Linked DNA regions of Homo sapiens: region 1 is linked to region 2. A link is an interaction called in ENCODE POLR2A ChIA-PET data of the cell type or tissue named here. Cell type or tissue: CD4-positive, alpha-beta T cell. All regions are shown on one strand. Each heading gives the region's core, and the rest is flanking DNA. Links, peaks and the distances in the headings are about the cores only. Region 1 has its middle 14 kb from the start of TBXAS1. Region 2 overlaps SLC37A3 (solute carrier family 37 member 3).

Region 1 (4,388 bases), core at 130-4,129, 540 kb before region 2:
GGACAACAGAGCAAAACTCGGTCTCAAATAAATAAAATAAAATAAATAAAATAAAATAAAATAAAATAAAATAAAATAAAATAAAATAAAATAAAATAGTGCTTTGAATGCTTGAGAAGAACCTGGTGGGTCACTCAGTTCATCCTCTGAGGAGGCGCTCATTCCTGTTTGAGGATAAGAGTGGAGAAGAACATTTTGGGGAAGCCCTGGACCTTTCGTATTCGGCCTTTCAGAGACCTTCCAGTACTGGGTCACTGATGTCCCTTCAGGATGTGAGTAACCTCCACTGACTACTGCAGACCTCTGATCACTTCCTTTAGTGTAACTCGCTCTGCACAGCCACAAAAGATGGGCTGCTGCCTGGCTGAGGAAACACCCTTCTGGTCAAGGGGCTGAAGAAAATCTGTTGTCCGCTTGACTGAGGACGACTTCCTGACAAATGTTTCACATGGAAGAATAGGTCCAGGTTTCCATAGGTTTGTCCAAAGGTTTGGTTATGTTATATCCTGCTTCTTTTGAATGATAACATCCATCATAGAGTTATAGGCTGTGGTCACCTGTTCTCGGACCTTTGGTTGGGTCCCTGAATCACATGTAACTGTTTTTCTGTAATCATCATCAAATCCACCTTACCTGTGGCTCTAGAACTCAGCAACTCTAGAACACAGGGCTGTTAGTTTTCCAGATCTTCTTTGTAACTATGTTAAGCATTAAGAAATACTAGGTTCAGGGATGACAGGCATACAATGTGTATGTATCTTTTTCTGCCAAAATGAGGTGTGAATCAGTTAGCACATTTGAGACCTGGTACCCAAAACAGCCAGGATGAATGAGGTGAAGAAGGCACAGTGGGAGCCCTCAGGTGCCACTTCCTCTCCACTCTACAAAATCAGAAGTCTCTGTTGCTTGCATGTTATGTGGATGTGGTTTTCATTTTTCTGGCCCTTTTGGATTGGCTTTCTTTTGGACCGTTTGTGTGGCATTGATGCTGCCTTCCCCCAGCACGGCCTTTGCTTCTGCCTCTCCTAAATGAAGCACCCCACTGTCCAGATGGTACCATCTCTTCATTACAGAAAAATCATCTAAGTAGAAAGAAGTAGCGTTTGAGCCACATTGCTATGTAGTGTTGGGAGGAACAGTCTCTATCGACCCTCAGCTCACTTCCTGATCAACTCAGCCTATGGCTCAGACAATTGGTTTGTTTTCCACGAAGGTTTAAAGTGTGGAGTACATGGTTCCAACCCTCACCCTCTCACTCAGTTTTTCTGGGAAAATTAGCTGGCATGATACATTTCAGATTCAAAAAGCTGGACTCTGGGATGCCCTCCCCAAGATGGCAGAGCTTTGGGATGAAAACAGTGTCAGGTAAGGAGTTAAGTAGCCTTATCTTGGCCTAAGTTCACTGAACTGACCAAGCTTGATTGTATCCAGTTGGTCAAGTGGACACTCAACATGACTTTGCTGGAATCACAAGGTGGTTGTTGCCATTGGAGGAAAGAACAGATGTGGAAGGCCTCATACAAGGTGGGAAAATATAGTTCTCTGGAGTTCCAATGAGAGAGTTCCAAGGCCTCACTGAATTAGGGCCTTGGGGAAATATGACACAGATTCTAGAGCTGAGCAACAAGACAAAGCATGTCTAATGAGAAAGTGAGCTCCCCAGAATTGGAGGATTTCAAGCAGAGACCAGGTACCTAGGTGCCAGGGGTGCTATGAAGGTAGAAGACTGGACTAGGTGCCCAGAGTCTCTGTGTGGTGATCAAACTTTTCCAAAGATTGTAGTTCTTGGCACTGACCTGGAGTCCTCAACAGCTTCTGCATCCTTGGTCTCAACTTGGGTCTGGTGTCCTGGTCCCTAGGTGGTGAGCTCCCTGAGCACAGGGCACTGGTCTTGTCCATCATCCTCCCCTAGCACCTGTCTCTGTGCCTTTCACCTTAAGGGTGTTCTACAAGTGTTTCCTAAAGGGGTGGTGGCATGCTGGCTCCTCCAACCCCAGCTGTGAGCTGAAATACTGTCTCAAATCCAAACTGTCTACATGATACTGATAAGAAACAGGATTCGAATCTCAATTTTGCTACCCAAGGATTTTGATGTAAGAGAATGTAAATTTAAAACCAACATTAGGACTGTGAGTTTGAGACTAAAACTCTGGCCTTGCTGTTCCATGGCCTTAGGAGAAGCACAGGCATCAGGACAGATGGAAAGAGAGAGAGCGAGACAGACAGACAGACAAACAGGGTGCTCTGCAAAGCAGCCAGTGGGCAGAGGAGCCTCCATGGAGCTCCTAGAACTTATCTTAGCAATTTTCCAAGTTTCTAGGCAGCCTGACCAAGTAGGAAGAATAATTTGGTCAATTCCATGAAGAGGTTCCCTCTTTTGAAATGTATGATTCTAATCCGCAGCTCTTTCATCAAAGCAAAGGCAGTGAATAACACAGCCCAAACTGATTTTGTTGGTAAACACCACCCAACTGTTTTCTTATTAGTTTACCTTGGCAATACCTCTCTATGATGTAATTATGTGAGGTTTCAGAGCCATATTTACTTCCATCCCACACACACCTTATGTTACCTCATCTTCCACTGCCATATTGAGAGAAAGGAACACTTCTCAGTTCCTGCAGAAACTTGAAGAATCCTATTGGGAGATAAGGCAGACATTGACTCCAAATAGTTGGGTGGTGGTGAAGTGCAAGTATGAGACCAGGGCTTCCGTAGGAGGAGGTCACTTCAGAGGAGGAGGAGAGGGGAAGAGGAAACCCCCAGGCAGCCAGTGACCAGGAAAGCAGTAAAGTGATGGCTAATTATTGTGAAAGAACCAAGTTGGAAACAGTTCACATCAATCCTCAGAGAGGGTTGGACAATTCTGGCCAATTTGGTACACCTGTCAAGGAAAGATGGTGATATGGTTTGGCTCTGTGTCCCCACCCAAATCTCATCTCGAATTGTAATCCCCACTTGTCAAGGGAGGGATCTGGTGGGAGGTGATTGCATCGTGGGAGCAGTTTCTCCCATGTTGCTGTCATGATAGTGAGTGAGTTCTCATGAGATCTGATGGTTTTATAAGGGGCTCTTCCCACTTTACATGCTCTTTTTCTCTCTCCTGCCGCCTTGTGAAGAAGGCGCCTGTTTTCCCTTCTGCCATGATTGTAAGTTTCCTGAGGCTACCCCAGCCATGCAGAACTGTGAATTAATTGAATTGCCTTTGTTTATAAATTACCCAGTCTCAAGTAGTATCTCTAGAGCCGTGTGAAAATCGGCTAATACAGATGGGAAGTCAGGGTCTCTCCTGGGGGACAGAGGAGCGTGCTTGAGACAGAATAGGAAGAAATTCATACAGAATCGAAAGAGTTGCTGACATGCTGCTGCCCAAATACAGCAGCTTCTTCAGACCTCAGGTGTCCCCCAGAGGTGCCATCTTTGAATCTAATGTGTAGATTCTTATTCAGTTGGTCTGGGTAGGGTGTGGGCTTTAGAATTTTAAAGGATCTCCCTGGTGCTTCTAATGCACAGGTAGGGTTGAGAAGCACACTGTTCTCAAAGAGTGGTCCCAGACCAGCAGCATCAGCATCACCTGGGAAATTGGAAGAAATGCAAATTCTAGGGCCCCAACCCAGAATTACTGAATCAGAAACTCTGGCAATGGTGCCCATCAAACTGTGTTGTATTTAACGAGTTCTGCAGGTGATTCCGATATTTGCTGAAGTTGAACTACTGCAATAGAGATGTTTGAATCTCAGGATGCTCCCATCCCTGCCCCTGCTCCCTGCCTTCCTTAGTTCTCCAAGAAATCCTGTCTCTGACTCCCCCATCCAGGCTTGGAACCCTGGAGGCTTCCTCGTAGGGCTGCGTAGAGCAGGTGGGGAGGGCAACTCCACAGCCCTAGTCACCTGTGAGCTGCGTAGACAAGAGAATTTTCCAGCAAGTAGAAGTCAAGTGTCCTGGGGAAGGTCTGATTTGCAGAGTCAGGGTTTAGTTCAATGATTGGGCTTCCTGGACTCCCTCCTCTCCTTGTCCTTCCCAATCAGTTGCCAAGCCCCCAGCTGTTTCATTAAGAAATATCTGAATCCTCCTCCACCGATCACTGTCCATTTTCTCACTAGTCTCATGCTTCAGCCCTACTTCCTAGATTCTGGTAGGGATCTCCCAGTGGGTCTCCCTTGCTGCTGTCTCCCCCCGTCCCAGCCCCCCATCAGCTGTCTTTCTCGACAGCACTTGGCGCCCATCCCTTCCTCTTCCACCCTGCTTCCCATGTGAGCTTGACACATGCACGCTGCCCACCTGTACATGCATGCACACGTGCCTGCTCCACAAGACGCCGCCAGCAAGTCCTGTGGCCTGTCCTGTGGGCAAAGTCCATGATCCTCAGCCTGGTATCCAGAGACCCC
Region 2 (4,388 bases), core at 321-4,320:
AACCGCCCAAAACTGAAAACAACCCAAATGTTCATCCACAGGTGAATGAATAAACATGAATAAATTTATAATTATGCTGAATGAAAGAAGACACAAAGGCTGGGTGTGGTGGCTCATGCCTATATTCCCAGCACTTCGGGAGGCCGAGGCAGAATAGCTTGAGGCCATGAAATTGAGACCAGCCTGGGCAACACAGACCCTTTCTCTACAGGAAAAAAAAAAAAAAAAGATGACTCAAAAAAAGAGTACATACTGTATGATTCCATTTATATATAAAATTATGGCTGGGTGCGGTGGCTCATGCCTGTAATCCCAGCACTTTGGAAGGCTGAGGCGGGCGAAATCACCTGAGGTCAGGAGATCGAGACCAGCCTGACCAACATGGAGAAACCCCATCTGTACTAAAAATGCAAAACTAGCCAGGTGTGGGGGCACATGCCTGTAATCCCAGCTACTCAGGAGGCTACAGCAGGAGAATCGCTTGAACCTGGGAGGCGGAGGTTGCAGTGAGCCGAGATCGCGCCATTGCAATGGGCAACAAGAGCAAAACTCCATCTCAAAAAAAAAAAAAAAATTAGCTGGACATGGTGGTACACACCTGTAATCCCAGCTACTTGGGAGGCTGAGGCAGGAGAATCACTTGAACCCCGGAGGCGAAGGTTGCAGTGAGCCGAGATCACCCCACTGCACTCCAGCCTGGTGACAGAGCAAGACTCTGTCTCAAAAACAAAAAAGAAAAAAAAGCTCCTTGAAGGTTTAGAGGGAAAAAATACCCCATTTGATCAAGCCCCAAAGTCTGGCGTTCTTCATCTGAGTCTAATTAGAGCCCTTGTTACATGACCTTGGGCAGGTCAACATGAATAACCTTTGACCTTAATTTCCTTATCTTTAATGTAAAAAGGTTAAATAAGATCACTCTCAAAAAAGGGCAGGGAAGGCAAAACCCAAAGGAAGATACATGATGGATAGTAAATGAGATTTTTATGTTCTATAAAGAAACGATGAGTAAAATAAAAAATTGAGACCTCCTGCCTTGGCCCACACTCAGAATCTGCCCACAGCCCAAAGAGTGGTAGGAGTGTGTCTCCTAGGCTGGATGACTTCTAAGGTCCACACCATTTCCAACGCACACTGACGTGAAACCCTCTCTCCCTGAACAACTCTGACTTGCTAACGAAAGATGTGGGTGGTATCTAAGGCAGCAAAGTAACTGACTTTGACAAGTCTGAAAAATCCACCATGGAAACCACTTAAACAGAGAAATTAGAGAGGAAGGAAGTGGCATACCCGGCTTTCCCAAACCAGTTGCCCATAACAGCAACCACACAGGGCCAACCAGTGGACTGCAGCAGGCCGTTCACAATCCACAGGCAGCAGTACAGCCATTTGTTGTAGAAACGCAGCCATTCTGTGAGCGCACCAAAGACAAACACCTTGAAGAGGAGGAAACAAAAGGAATATGTAACAGCCACACTGACACTTTCAGTGGACGCCACTCTACCCACTTGCTTCAGAGTAGAGACCACGTGAAGGATACACTCACACAGCCAGTGCCTGTAAGTCACGTGGCCAGCATCACAAAGGTCCTGCTCAGAGCCACAGTGAGGAGGCAGCCACCCAATCACTGCCCACCAGAGAGGAGGAGATGCCAAAGACATAAAGTCATTAAGCTATCAGCCCTCCAACTGACATCTTCAAGGCTAAAAAGTGAATTCCAGGCCGGGCTCACGCCTGTAATCTCAGCACTTTGGGAGGCCGAGGAGGGCAGATCACAAGGTCAGGAAATCGAGACCATCCTGGCTAACACGGTGAAACCCCGTCTCTAATGAAATTATAAAAAATTAGCTAGGCGTGGTGGCAGGTGCCTGTAGTCCCAGCTACTCAGGAGGCTGAGGCAGGAGAATGGCATGAACCTGGGAGGTGGAGCTTGCAGTGAGCCAAGATCGTGCCACTGCACTCCAGCCTGCGCGGGAGTGCGAGACTCTGTCTCAAAAAAAAAAAAAAAAAGTAATTCCTCATTTTACATGTATTTCCATCTCCTCACCCTCAGACTGTGCATGTGGAGGGAACAGCAACCTCCAGAGGGCTGCTGTGAGGACAGAACGAGCCCAGGGAGGCCACCTTTCCCGGAGCAGTGCCAGGTGCTGCTATGGGCAGAGGCACGGGGCGCATGCCAGCCACTGTTATGGCTACAGCTCCTGAGTTAATCAACGAAAGCGAAACCTATCAAACTTGTGATCTGCTGAATCATTTAGCAGCTTTCATCAAGGGGCTGCTTTTTTCCAGGCATTTTGCTCAAGTGGACATTTTATCTACAGTCAAACTCTATTCTGAGAATACTCTGCATGATTAAAAAATAGTATGTATAATACTGTCTAGTTCCAGTTACAAGACATTCTGGAATAAGTAAAACTGTACACAGAAAAATGATCAGGGGTTGCCAGGGGCTGGAGAAAGAAGGGGCGGTCACAAAACTACTCATTTGTTGAAAAGTCTGAACAATATGCTTAAAAAGGGCAAGTTTATGTACAAACTGCAGTTTTTAAAAAATACATAAAACACAAAAAAGTCTGTACACAGGTTTTAAAATAATATGTTTATTATGTGTGGGTGAGCAACTCATAAATAAATAAAGTGCTTCCATCTCTAAAATGTCAAGGGGAAAAAAGGTTTTACTTACACTCAAATGACAAACACTGAAAAACAATAGTAGGCCAAACGCAGGGACTTGTGCCGGTAATTCCAGTGTTTGCGGAGGCAAAGGAGGGAGGATCACTTAAGGCCAGGAGTTCAAGGAACAACCTGGGCAATATAGTGAGACCCCATGACTAAAAAATTTAAAAATTAGCTAAGCATGATGGTACACACCTACAGTCCCAGCTACACGGGAGGCTAAAATGGGAGGATTGCTCGAGCTTGGGAGTTCAAGGCTGCAGGATCACACCGCTGCACTCCAGCCTGGGCAGCAAATCGAGACCTTATCTCTAAAAAAATAATAATCATAATAAATTAGGGTCTAACTAAACTCCATGGTTTCATTTAATCAACAAAAATTCCTGACTAGAAGCTAGTAAGCAATGACGATTAGTCAGATATGGAGGCTGGGCACGGTGGCTCACCCCTGTAATCCCAGCACTTTGGGAGGCTGGGGTGGGCAGATCACCTGAGGTCAGGAGTTCAAGACTAGCCTGGCCAACATGGTGAAACCCTGACTCTACTAAAAATACAAAAATTAGCCGGGAATGGTGGTGCACACCTGTAGTCCCAGCTACTCAGGAGGCTAAAACAGGAGAATGGCTTGAATCTGGGAAGTGGAGGTTGCAGTGAGCCAAGATCATGCCACTGCACTCCAGCTTGGGTGACAGAGCAAGACTCCGTTTAAAAAAAAAAAAAAAAAGATTAATCAGATATGGATCCTCCCCTACACAGCACTTGTTTCAAATGCCTCACATACAGAAACTCACAGTCCTCACTGCCACCCGGGGAGAGCTAATATGCCCATCTCCCTCTGAAGCTCACAGAAATCATAAGCTAGAAAACCACAGAAGACAGACAGAAACCCAGGCTGTCCTTGTCTAGGGAATCTGTGATTTTAACCACTGCATACCCACCCTAAGGGAAAGCAAGACTGAACCAGAAATAACCAAGCTAAGCGGCAGACTGTTTCAAGTGCCTGCAAAGAAACAGGCACTGCAGCTCAGAAGCGGGACTGACATTCTCAAAGAGGTGTCATTTGGCCAATGCTTGAAGGAGACTGTGAGTTAGACTATGGAGAGCTGAAAAGGGGACCATCCAAGGCAGGCAGAACAGGAGAAACAAAAGCACCGAGATAGAAAGGAGCAGGATAGGGCCAGGTGCGGTGGCTCACACCTGTAATCCCAGCACTTTGGGAGGCCGAGGTGGGCGGATCACCTGAGGTCGGGAGTTCGAGACCAGCCTGACCAACATGGAGAAACCCGTCTTTACTAAAAATAAAAAAGTTAGTCAGGTGTGGTGGTGCATGCTTGTAATCCCAGCTACTCAGGAGGCTGAGGCATGAGAATCGCTTGAACCTGGGAGGTGGAGGTTGTGGTGAGCCAAGATTGTGCCATTCCACTCCAGCCTGGGCAACAAGAGCAAAACTCCGGACACACAGCCTCTCCCTCCCCCTCCCCCTCCCCCTCCCCCTCCCCCTCCCCCTCCCTCTCTCCCTCTCCGTCTCCCTCTCTCTCCACGGTCTCCTTCCACGGTCTCCCTCTGATGCCGAGCCAAAGCTGGACGGTACTGCTGCCATCTCGGCTCACTGCAACCTCCCTGCCTGATTCTCCTGCCTCAGCCTGCCGAGTGCCTGCGATTGCAGGCGCGCGCCGCCACGCCTGACTGGTTTTCGTTTTTTTTTTGGTGGAGAC

The links. ChIA-PET counts read pairs that join two places held together with the same protein. Peaks named below come from ENCODE experiments on the same cell type or tissue, not always from the same donor. Only the 100,000 strongest peaks of a DNase experiment are listed, where the experiment ranks them.
Region 1: POLR2A ChIA-PET joins it to region 2 with 5 read pairs; 3 of 35 experiments call an interaction of 5 or more read pairs at or near these places.

The regions. Positions count from the first base shown.
Region 1 is chr7:139,813,032-139,817,419 of GRCh38, forward strand. It overlaps a transcript of TBXAS1 not described here. Among named protein-coding and RNA genes, the nearest start is that of TBXAS1, 14 kb to the right of the region's middle. In CD4-positive, alpha-beta T cell, for the core only: no CTCF peak of the experiment used is centred there; no DNase peak of the experiment used is centred there.
Region 2 is chr7:140,357,353-140,361,740 of GRCh38, forward strand. It overlaps SLC37A3 (solute carrier family 37 member 3), which reads right to left. Exons shown (of 15, transcript NM_207113.3): 6 at 1,288-1,433. Among named protein-coding and RNA genes, the nearest start is that of SLC37A3, 39 kb to the right of the region's middle. RefSeq lists an enhancer at 2,250-2,299. In CD4-positive, alpha-beta T cell, for the core only: no CTCF peak of the experiment used is centred there; DNase peaks (open chromatin) are centred at 1,569 and 2,169; H3K4me3 peaks cover 968 bases; H3K27ac peaks cover 1,096 bases.